Linked DNA regions of Homo sapiens: region 2 is linked to region 1. The links are chromatin loops, found by intact Hi-C in ENCODE. Cell type or tissue: psoas muscle. All regions are shown on one strand. Links, peaks and the distances in the headings refer to the core of each region. The heading gives the core; the rest is flanking DNA.

Region 1 (5,393 bases), core at 216-5,215:
GTAAATAGAAAAATGTTCCTGTCTTGACCTGCATTCGTAACCAATGGGATTTGCTGGCTTTAGACCCAATCTTTAATAAGAGATAACATGCAAATGTAATAAAACTGGCTTCGAAGTTTAAGGATCTTTTCAATGCTCATCAAAGATGTTTGTTGAGGCATTTAAATGTGTTGTATTGATTAGATCACAATCACCTAGGAAATGTTACTTTCTTTAAATGTTATTCATAATTTATTATGTAATTAGCATTCATAGAGTTGTGCCTTTATACACATATTAAGATTATTGAAGTGCGGGTTATGACACAATGGTATACCTTTTAATTGTCCTTAAAATTGAATTGTCTTTTATTGTTATTTAAGCAAATGATGATGGTTTAATGACTGATTATTTGTGAGTAAATTTTTACATTGCAAAATATTAGAGAAAGGTGTAATTGGCTTACTATAGCAGGATATTGTAGCAGTGTTTCTTGAAGGGTCTATTCCTGCTGAATTCAGAGTTATTGCATTATTTATTAAAAACTGAAATACTTGTTTCCAATAGTGAACTCAGTCTTTTTTCTCCACCTTTTCTTGGTAATTTAGAAGTTAACCAAATATGCGTGTTATAGTTACATTTTAGATTCTAATTTTTAGGACTTCATGAGCCTCTATTCCTGTTCATCATTTTGTAAACAGAACTCAAGCCCACAAAACAAGGAATTTAAACTATAAAGTGCAGTTGATAAATTTGCTTTGCTATAAATGAAGGGATGCAAAAAAAAAAAGTAACAATTCATTTGTAAGCAACAGTTTCTTCACACATTATGTGACTTTTTTTGGATTTGTTTTATGTTTTGGGTAAAACAGTTTAGTATAATGATGCCTAAATGAGACAAAACAAAATAAATTAAAAAACAAAACAAAAACAAAAACTAACACATTTGACTGCCGATGTTTCTCAGTTGTAGCTTCCAAGAGCTCTCTATTCTTCCCAGCCCACTTGATACCCTGCAGGTTGTGGCAGACAATTCACAGGAAAAGCTTAGACATCGAGCTTGCACGCTTCTTGACTCCATTTTAAACCTTTTGTTCACACCAGGGTGGCATTTTTTCACACCGCATGTGGCAGTTTTGACTCCTATCCAACTTGTCTTATAAAATCAAAGTCTGTGATTTTTACATTCACGGGGCTGCTTCCTGAACCGCTACTACTGTTTGTGTCTTTCCTAGTGATTGGTGCAGAAGTTTATAGCAAAATGTGTTTTAGGGAGAGGGAGGAAGAAGAATGCAATATGAAAAATGTTCTGGGCCTGAAACACAGGAAATAAATTTTGAATAAAACAGAGGTTGACTCTGAAAAGATCATACCCGAAATAAAATACACTGGCCTCTATTTCTATTATTTTTTGCAGCACTATGCTGGGTGTTCAGGTAAATTCTTTATGGAAACAATACAATGACATCATTTTCAGGTTGCATGATGTTATTTTTAAAAAGCTGTCATGTAATTGCAAAACAAAGTCTTATCCTCAGAGCCGTACAGTTATTTTCTTATATAATATTTTATAATATTCAGTGAGTGCAAATGAATTTTACTTTTAGATAAAACCATTTGGTATGCTCCACTTAACTATGAACAAAACAAAACCTATTATTTTAAAAATCTATACTATAAACCACACATTTAAACAATTTCAATAACAACATCATCATTCGGAAACTTTTCTTCTTTCCCCTATGTTTAATTAAAAATATCACTTCAGTCATTTATACTTTCTAAATATAAGTTGTACAGCTATTTCAAATAAATTACATGAAGAGGATAGTCATAAAATAACAACAGAAGTGAAAAATTTTACCAAATACCAAAGTAGGTAAATTGGCTTTCTTCTGTAATTATTAGGAAGACATAAAACTATAGATAGGAAATCTCTGCAGACAATCTGACAGTAATCGCTATATAAATCTTTATATTTTTCCTTTGAAATTCTTATTTTGTTAAAATATCATCTTTTAGTTGTGTTAGCAAAAACATAACGAAAGAATATTCTAAAATATTTGCAAGGCATATGTTTAATTCAGTTATTTTTTTGTGTAGGGAGGACAGAGGAGGATTTCTGCTTTCATCAACAAATAGAAAATCATAATTATATTATTTTTTATATTTTTGCAAGTTATAGAATAAGCACTCTTATTTTTAAATTACTACTTTTTAAACATTAACAATTCATTCACCAAGAAATCAGTCAATAGAAGTAAATCTTTATGAAGTAATAAGTATTTGTGAACAGTGGTAAACTTCAAGATAAATATTATGACGTATTTAATTTAGCTTTTAGCTACAAAACCAACTTAATGAAATCATTTCAGCTAATTCAAATTGTATAATTGGTATATCAAAATAACCAAATTATTGTATTTAAGAAAAAAATAACAAATAGTTGTAGATTATAGTCTTATTCCTCCTTCCAGGGAATACCTAATTAAATTAAGTGCATTTGAATTATTCATTACAATATTTGAAATATGAAATGGATCCAATAAATTGAGAAAGACTTCAATTTAGAATTTAGATTTTTTTTTTAAACTTTCTGGACAAGAACATAGGGAAATAGCATTTTGTTGTAAGTCTTGTAACAGTAGGCATACTAGCAGACAGAACAACTGTACACTTTCCCTTTCACAGATAGAAAACTATTTCAACTACAATTTCTATAAAGTATTAGGGAAGAAAATACAAACAATTTTCAAGAATAACTAAATCCAAATGGTTAATGTAAGTAAAAATCTATTTAAAACAAATGAATTGCAATAAATGTTATAGTCTGGGATTTCTTTTTATTATGCACAGATATTTATCAAGTACAAGTTTTTGCCCCTCTTTTAGTTAATTTAAAAATTTGACCTCATAAGAAATAGAAAGGAAAATATTTTTTGTATTTGCATATACAAATTTTATAAAGATCAAATAAAATCCTTGTCATTAAAAGCAAAACAAACAATTGAAAGCAAGTGAAATATTCAAATAAACATATACGTATTTAACCCAAGTTTAATATTAAGCCCTCTTATAAAACTAAACGGCATCTAGAGATCTCACAAAGCATTTGAAACTAAAAATATGAAAAACAAAGAAAATCATCTAAAGAAAGGTAAGTTTATGAAATAAAATTTACCTACTTTTGCAGCTGTTGTATTTGTTGAAAAAAAGTATGACTTTATTTCATGTGCATGCCAAAGAATGTAGAAATACTGTATATTTAGTTCATCATTTCTCATTATCTAGTATAGAAAACCCACAACTTTTATTACTTTAAATTTCTTATTTTCTACCCTCCCCGCCTATGCCCTCGATGTCTTCAGAGTCTCTTCTGGCCAGCATATCTTCTGCTTGAGGTGGATCAAAATAAAGCCCCCAAACAGACACACACAAAATAACCACCATCCAGCTGAGGAGAAATAGTTTTTCTGCCTTTGCCCTATCCTTATGTGTTAATAAAATCAGCTCATACATTCTGCCACAAAATTCAGCTTGGAAGTAATCCTCTGCTACTTAGAGCTGGATGAAAAGAGTACTCATTGTGAATTATGTTTCATCTGTCACAATAACCTTCTTTATTCTGTCAGGGACCTCCCCTTTGCCTGTGGCAATTAGAGAAAATAGGTATGCGTTGAAGTATGAAATAGTGGGTTCTTAAAATGAAACAAAACAAAACAGAAACTGATGACACATACAGACAGTACTTGCTAAGCAATATACTGCAGATTAGTAGAGGAGGCATTTTAAAGTCATTCTGATTTTACAAGAACACAGTAAAAGAATGCTTTTTAGAATGAGCAGGTGTTATAGTTGCTATTAGTTATTGTCAACATTAGTTATTGATGACAAGCTGTGAATTGTAATTGTACTAAAAATGAAATGTGAAAATCTTTTTATATTGTGTACTTTCTAATTAAATCATGCCATAAGATATATATCATAAATATATAGTATTTATTTAACATATGAAATCGCCATGATTTTATATGCCTTTCACAGATCATAATGAATTTATGTGCTTTTGAGTCTATTTTAATGCTCCAGAATAACATTTTTGCAAATTTTTTAATGGGCAAAAACAAAGAAAAACTTTCCCTTGAAACAGAGCTTATCAGACAATTTTGTTTAATTTAAAATCAATGTGATTATTTGATTTACTTACTCTTACAAATCACTGAAATTACCTGGAGGCAGTTCAAGTTCACCTTTCTGGAATAAACCTGTTAAATGATAGACACCATCTCATTATCTCCTTGAAAGAACACCTCAACTTTTTGGCTTCATAGGTTACAGTCAAAGTTATACTATCTCTAGTTACAAATGAATTAATCTAGAAGATCTTAAAAAGCTTAAAAGGAAAACAAACATAGTTGACAGAAAAGAAAATGCTCCTTCTAATACCAAAAGAAAGTCACTGCTGACGAAGTAACTGAAACGGTCATCGTAACAGTTGGATAAAGACATATAAATAATTTAAGCTAACACGAAATTCATAAAGTCTGAAGAAAAAATTCTTGAGGCTAAAAGGAAAACCTTTTGGCCCACTGCACAGGTTGGGCACAAAAGTGCTTGCTAAGCTATCTATTTCACACATGCAACGACAGAAGGTTCGATATTCATTCGATCGATGAGTGAAAAGGCACAATGGCAAAATCAGACAGACTTCTTTTCAAATACAGATCTCCAATGTCCCCCTCCAGTCTGCAGATGCACGGCTGGTGGTGTGGCTCAGACGGAGCAAGGGTTACATCAAGGCTATTCTCTGGACCGTGCAAACAGTCTAGACCAATGACCTGCAGCATCATGTCCTTTGAAGAAGAGGCAAGTTCGGTCATGATGAAGAAAAATCAAGGCGTACCCCTTTTAACAATAGGGAGCAGCTCGAGGCTGCAAAGAGGTAAGCAGGGTGAGAAGAAAACGGCATCTGCTTCCATGGTTACAGGCCAACTATGAGAACCTTGCTTTTCAAAGGAGTCTGTTCTCAGGCTCCCTCACAGGGTATGTCATGCATTATAAGCAAAGGCAGGTTGAGCTGAAATCCGCATAGTTATTTCAGAGTAAAATGATACGGAGCACATGGCTGGCAGAAAAAACAGTCACATGACTGTTAAGAACCAGACTTGGGCTATTTCAGAAAAGATTTTTTTTTTTTCTTATATCAGTTAAAGAAAGACAGTAAATTTGTATAAAACAAACAACCATGATAAACATGATTTTCATTTCTCAGGCTTTTATGTGAGCAGAGGTCAAGGGTCAAGACACCCCTCCACTCCAATGGCAGGACCATACAGCTTATTGTTAATATAGCTTTATTATGGATATCATTTTAAAATATTTTCCTCTTTTGGGCGGACCATAACATAGAATTT
Region 2 (5,393 bases), core at 157-5,156, 95 kb before region 1:
CCGAGATAGGCAGATCACTTGAGGTCAGAGCTCGAGATCAGCCTGGGCAACATGGTGAAACCCCGTCTCTACTAAAAATACAAAAATCAGCCACGCAAGTTGGCGAATGCCTGTAATCCCAGCTCTTGGGAGGCTGAGGCAGGAGAATAACTTGAACCCAGGAGGCGGAGGTTGCAGTGAGCCGAGATCGCGCCACTGCACTCCAGCCTGGGCGACAGACTAAGACTCTGTCTCAAAAAATGAAATAAAATAAAATAAAATAAATTCTGGGAACCCAAAAGAGATGGGTAGAATAGGAAGATTCACCTTTTAAAAGTGCATTCTGAGGGAAAGGAACGTGATAACTTGACAGAGATGTTTGACTGCTCCTCCTTCTGAATCCCCTGCTAAAAACTTCAGCTGACAGTTTCAGTCTCACCCAGTTCAAGGGCAAAGGCTACTGGGCCAGTGGCTCATCGACTTATTGTTTCCAGGGGAGACGTAAGACAGTCTGGAGGATGAGGAGTTAGTCTGGAAAAGTGAAGAGGGCCTGCTATAGATACAGAAACTGATGGGTAGCATCCATAGTTGGAGCACAGGTGCAGAGGGTGTGTTCCTCTGACACAGGGCAACTTGTGGTGGAGTTTGACTTAGAAGTGAGATTGTTTGGGGGATGAAAAGGGAAAGATAGATATGAAAAGAAAATTTCCAAATAGCAAATATATTGGTCTTCTGCTGAAAATGGCTAGAACGGACATATAAACTCTGAGAAACAGGAAATTCAGGAAAGGAGCTAATGGTAGAGAGACTAGAGGAGCTTAGTTTGGGAAATAATAAGTTTGTGAGGGGTGATAAGAAAGCCGAGAGGCAAGTCCTTTTGGCAGTTGCAAGCAATGAAGGAGAGAAGTCAAACCTGGAGATGCGTATTTTAAGAGCCTATCTCAAATGTGCAGATCATACTGGTTTTCATATATGATTTTAAAAAAAGTTAAGAAAACATACGTTCTTTAAAATGCAATAAGGTTGTATAATATTCTCTCTGGACCAGTAATTCACACAGCCATCACAACACAAGTAAAACATGCTAATATCTTCTGGTAAACTACCTTTCACAATTCAATTAGATAGGTATTGTACCAGCTCCATTTCTTAATGTGTTCGTTTATCTCAAATGCAACAGTGTGGTAGGATTGTATGTGCCTGGAGACCCTGAGCATAGAAACAGGGGAGAAGAGAAATGCATTAATAAGTACAAGGCTTAAACTAAATATAAAGAATTTCAATATCACGAACATATAATAGCTTTAATCATGCTTGTTCTCAAACATTATTTATGGCAGTGGTTTATGTGATTTTACTTAATTAAAAATTAGGTAAACTGATTTTTAAAAATGTATATATAAAGAAAGCAAGCTATTATTTCTTTGAAAACTGAGCTTTTGCTTTGGCAAGTCTTGATAAAAGTAAGTCTCTAAGAAGTATTTCCATTGCATAAAGTATGGACAATACAAATGTAAAAGACTACACAAATTATAAAAATTCAGATGTCTGTACTGAAATTTTTTTCTCTAGTGACTAAATTCTCCATTCATTTAAAAATATATTAAATTCAAAATTATTGATGGGGCAGTTTATACACAAAAAGCAATAGCAATAAAATTATGCTTGATGGGCACACAGGTAAAGAAAACTTTAACTATATAAATATACACATATATACATATGTCTACATTAATAACATTATTTATTATAGTCTCCATTGTAATAATTGGCTGACCAATCAGCAGACTTGCTGTGTTATAAGGATATATCAGCTGATGTAATAGATAAAACCCCAGCTTCTTAGAGGTTCAGAGCTTGTTCAGATTACAATCCACGCAGTATGCCTTGGACAGTTTTTTACTCCCTGATTCAAAGACTGAAGTTCTTTCCATCTTGTAGCTCCACCAATAGCAACTTCCACAGTTGCTATTGAAGTATTAGTTCACACATGGGGAAATTTTATGGTCTGGACCTGGAGCAGACCCATATATACTCCACTCTTCAGTGCCCAGCCACATGGCCATACCTTGCTCAGGTGAATCTGGGCAATGTCATCTCTCTGTGTCCCTCATGAGAGCCAGATAACACACGTAGGATAACTTTGGTTGTATGTACAAACTCTGAGCCAGGCACTGTGGAGAGCACTTCTACAACCAGTATACATTTTCTACCCTCTAGATTCTTAGTAGTTACGGAACAGAACTTTCCGTAAGTCAGTGTTAATGCAAGGCTGGATTTATTAGCTTATACAGTAGAGGGATAAAGACTTTCTCATAAGGAGAAACTTTTTGCAAGGGGCAGTATTGGAACAGAGCTTGAAGCATAGGCAGGGACTCGTCATCAGCAGAGATAGAGGCTACAGCATGAAAAGTGACATGACAACAGGAAACTATAAAATGGCCAGAGATGAGATTCTATGATAGGGGCAGAGATAAAGATATCTGAAAGATATTTGTGGACTATCACATGACAGGCCTTAAGCACCCTATTTATAGTTCAGGAGTCACTTCAAAATCTTCAGCAAATGCTTGAGAAAGAAAGCAGTGTTCAGAACAAGTAGAATGGAAAGAAATTAGGAATGGGAGTAGTGCAGAGCAGCTTGAACTAATGCACTGGGAATGGAAATGAGAGAACAGGCAAAACATTTGAGAAAGTCGATTTGAAAAGGCAGATTGTTTATGTTGGTGAGTAATCCAGAGATTTTGTATTTCACTGACAGAGTGTTCTCAATCGTTAATCCTTGGGAATTATTTGATGAGTTCCAAAGGGCACTAACAGCTAACAGTCGATCTCATTAACTAAGGATCTGTTAAAACCTGCCAAGGCAAGAATTTTTTCTGGGTTTGACAATGACGTCTCTGAAAGCCTTGAACTTGAAGAGAAGCACAGTAAAAATATCTTCTGTTATAGCCACAAGTTACCACATTTTGCAAAACAAAACTGAATAATAAATTATATAGGATAGACCATGCCCCCACCTTTTTAAAAACTCATTAAAAAGTCTTTTTTATCTTTGTTTTTCCTTAACCAAAATTATATGGCTCTAATCTTCATTCTACATTCTCTTCTAGAGTTATGGTCAGGGTATAGATATTTTTTGAAATGATACTGAAAGGTAACATTTCAGAGAGTTTGAAGGCATTATGAGTCTTGATTCTGCTAGACTTCAGTGAAGGAAAAGGTAATATTGGAGTTCTTCTTCAATGGCACCTGTAAGTCTCATCTGCATAATCAAGAATACTGTATTCACACCATAAAGGGCACTCTTGAAATAGGGTTTTGAGGGCCATTCTTTTCTCATTTTTATGATGCAGGGGAAGTATTTAAACGTTTGAGGAGTAAAATAGCCTCTTCTATTCCCATTAGACGTAGCTGCAATTTACCACAATGTAAAACATCAAATAGTGTTGATGTAGAATATGTGAAGTCTCATTTTCAGGTATTTGACTTAAGAATATTTTTCACTGGCAACTGAGACTGTTAGTCCTCCAAGAAGATAGCCTAAGTCTTGCCAAGTTCAAAATGAAAGATCCTCCTCAACTCCGTCAGAGAAGGGGTAACAAAGTTTAGATGACAGCCATAGAGTCATAATTAACATGTAACTTTTAGATTGATAATTTAAATTATTCCAACTTTCAGAAAAATTGTCTTACTACCCTCAAACATATTATGTGCTATGTATAATTGTTAAGCTTAGAATGGCAATTGGAAATATAGTGTGGTAGCAGAATTCAAGTGGAAGTGCATTAATTGTAATAAAAAATTGTATCTAATCATGTGGTTTCCTGTTATAATGGGTAGTAGTATTTATGTGCTCTTTAAACACTTTGATCTAAGGTGTAGGTTTCCTTTCAATAATGGATACATTCCAAAAATATTTAAAAGGGAAGAAAAAGACATATTAAACGTGTTTGAAATTTACTTTTATTATTTCCTACTCGTTGATGGTATTGAGAGAGTGAAGAAAATTTTGATTAAGCAAGAGGAAAAAGGACTAAGTTACCAGAAAATATGGGTTTTAGCTTAGTTTCCCTCCTTATTGGCCATGAAACTTGTCTGAGTTTTTAGTTTTTATCCACATAACCATTCTATCCACTTCACAGAGTTATTTTGAGGGCCAAATTATTACATGTTTTACATACACAAACAGTGTATAAAATCATTTCCCTTCTGAGGTCACTCTAGTATTTTTATAACATCATGGCTTAACTCCACTGACATAAATCCCATGGCCTATTGTTGCGACTTTCTGATCACTCATGAGTCTGTAGAGGAGTCTTGGTCCTCAGCCTACCGATGAGTCTGTAGAGGTGTCTTGGTCCTCAGCCTACCAGTCTCGGCTTTTAACACCTGGGAGAATGATACAATTCCAGCAATTCAGTAAGGTAAAATATTAGGGCAATGACTGAGATAAAAAAAAAAAGAAAGAATATAAGTTTTACCCTATAATTGGTTGCTGCCAAAGGATTATTTTTCTACATTGCAATTCTTATTACATCACACCACTCTACTTAAAATTATCTGTTAATGTTTTTTCAAGTCTCTTGGTTTTTGATTTTGGCATTTCTTCAAATCTATCTCATGTACTAGAATCTGTGATTTGAGAATTTAGGCTGAAAATGTGTAAGAATCAGGTGCTCTTGTTAAATTTTGTTGAGTTGGAATAAAACCACAACAGAATACTTTTGAGTTTTTAAAAAATAAACTCCCACTGATTTTTAAATAGTATGCACTTGGAGGGAAAATTTTTATTTTGTTTTGCTATGCCTCATCACCATTTCTTTTGCTCTGCAGGACAGTACTACAGAAGGACTAAGTATATAGGAAACTTGACTTATTTAAATAAGGCAGTGAAAAAAATAGAATATGGGGAGTAAAACAACCTCTGAAGCTAAGTCTGCATATATAATAACTGGGTAAGTCTTTCAGTGAGTTTATTGATTAGTAACAGGGGTTTGATACGTAAAACAGAGCAAATTGCATATAGGTATGATTTGAATGGGCTAACATACTTACAATTAATATAAAATATTTCCAGATTAAGAATTATAAGCACACATTAAAATAAGAATAAAGAAACTTTTTCAGGTGTCTTGAAGACCCTGAAGGATTTAGTGAGTCATCAGTGAGACATATTAATAAGGATGAGTATATGTATGAGTACCTGTTGGGTTTGTTTTCCTATCGTTTTTTCACTCTAAGTAGTAGCATGTATTTTCTTTTTTCTTTTTGAAATGGAGGTTTGCTCTTGTTGCCCAGGCTGGAGTGCAATGGCATGATCTCAGCTCACCGCAACCTCCGCCTCCCACGTTCAAGTGACTCTCTTACCTCAGCTTCCCAAGTAGCTGGGATTACGGCCATGCGGCATTACG

The links. Hi-C counts contacts between places; a loop is a spot of excess contacts. Peaks named below come from ENCODE experiments on the same cell type or tissue, not always from the same donor. Only the 100,000 strongest peaks of a DNase experiment are listed, where the experiment ranks them.
Region 2: it touches region 1 in a loop (3-fold over the local background); 3 of 110 quality-filtered maps call a loop at or near these places.

Annotation. Positions count from the first base shown.
Region 1 is chr21:16,304,845-16,310,237 of GRCh38, forward strand. The region is part of intron 4 of MIR99AHG (mir-99a-let-7c cluster host gene); the gene reads left to right. Among named protein-coding and RNA genes, the nearest start is that of SNORD74B, 23 kb to the left of the region's middle. RefSeq lists an enhancer at 3,997-5,393. In psoas muscle, for the core only: no CTCF peak of the experiment used is centred there; no DNase peak of the experiment used is centred there; H3K4me3 peaks cover 5,000 bases; H3K27ac peaks cover 3,672 bases.
Region 2 is chr21:16,209,442-16,214,834 of GRCh38, forward strand. The region is part of intron 3 of MIR99AHG (mir-99a-let-7c cluster host gene); the gene reads left to right. Among named protein-coding and RNA genes, the nearest start is that of SNORD74B, 73 kb to the right of the region's middle. In psoas muscle, for the core only: no CTCF peak of the experiment used is centred there; no DNase peak of the experiment used is centred there; H3K4me3 peaks cover 3,274 bases; H3K27ac peaks cover 4,429 bases.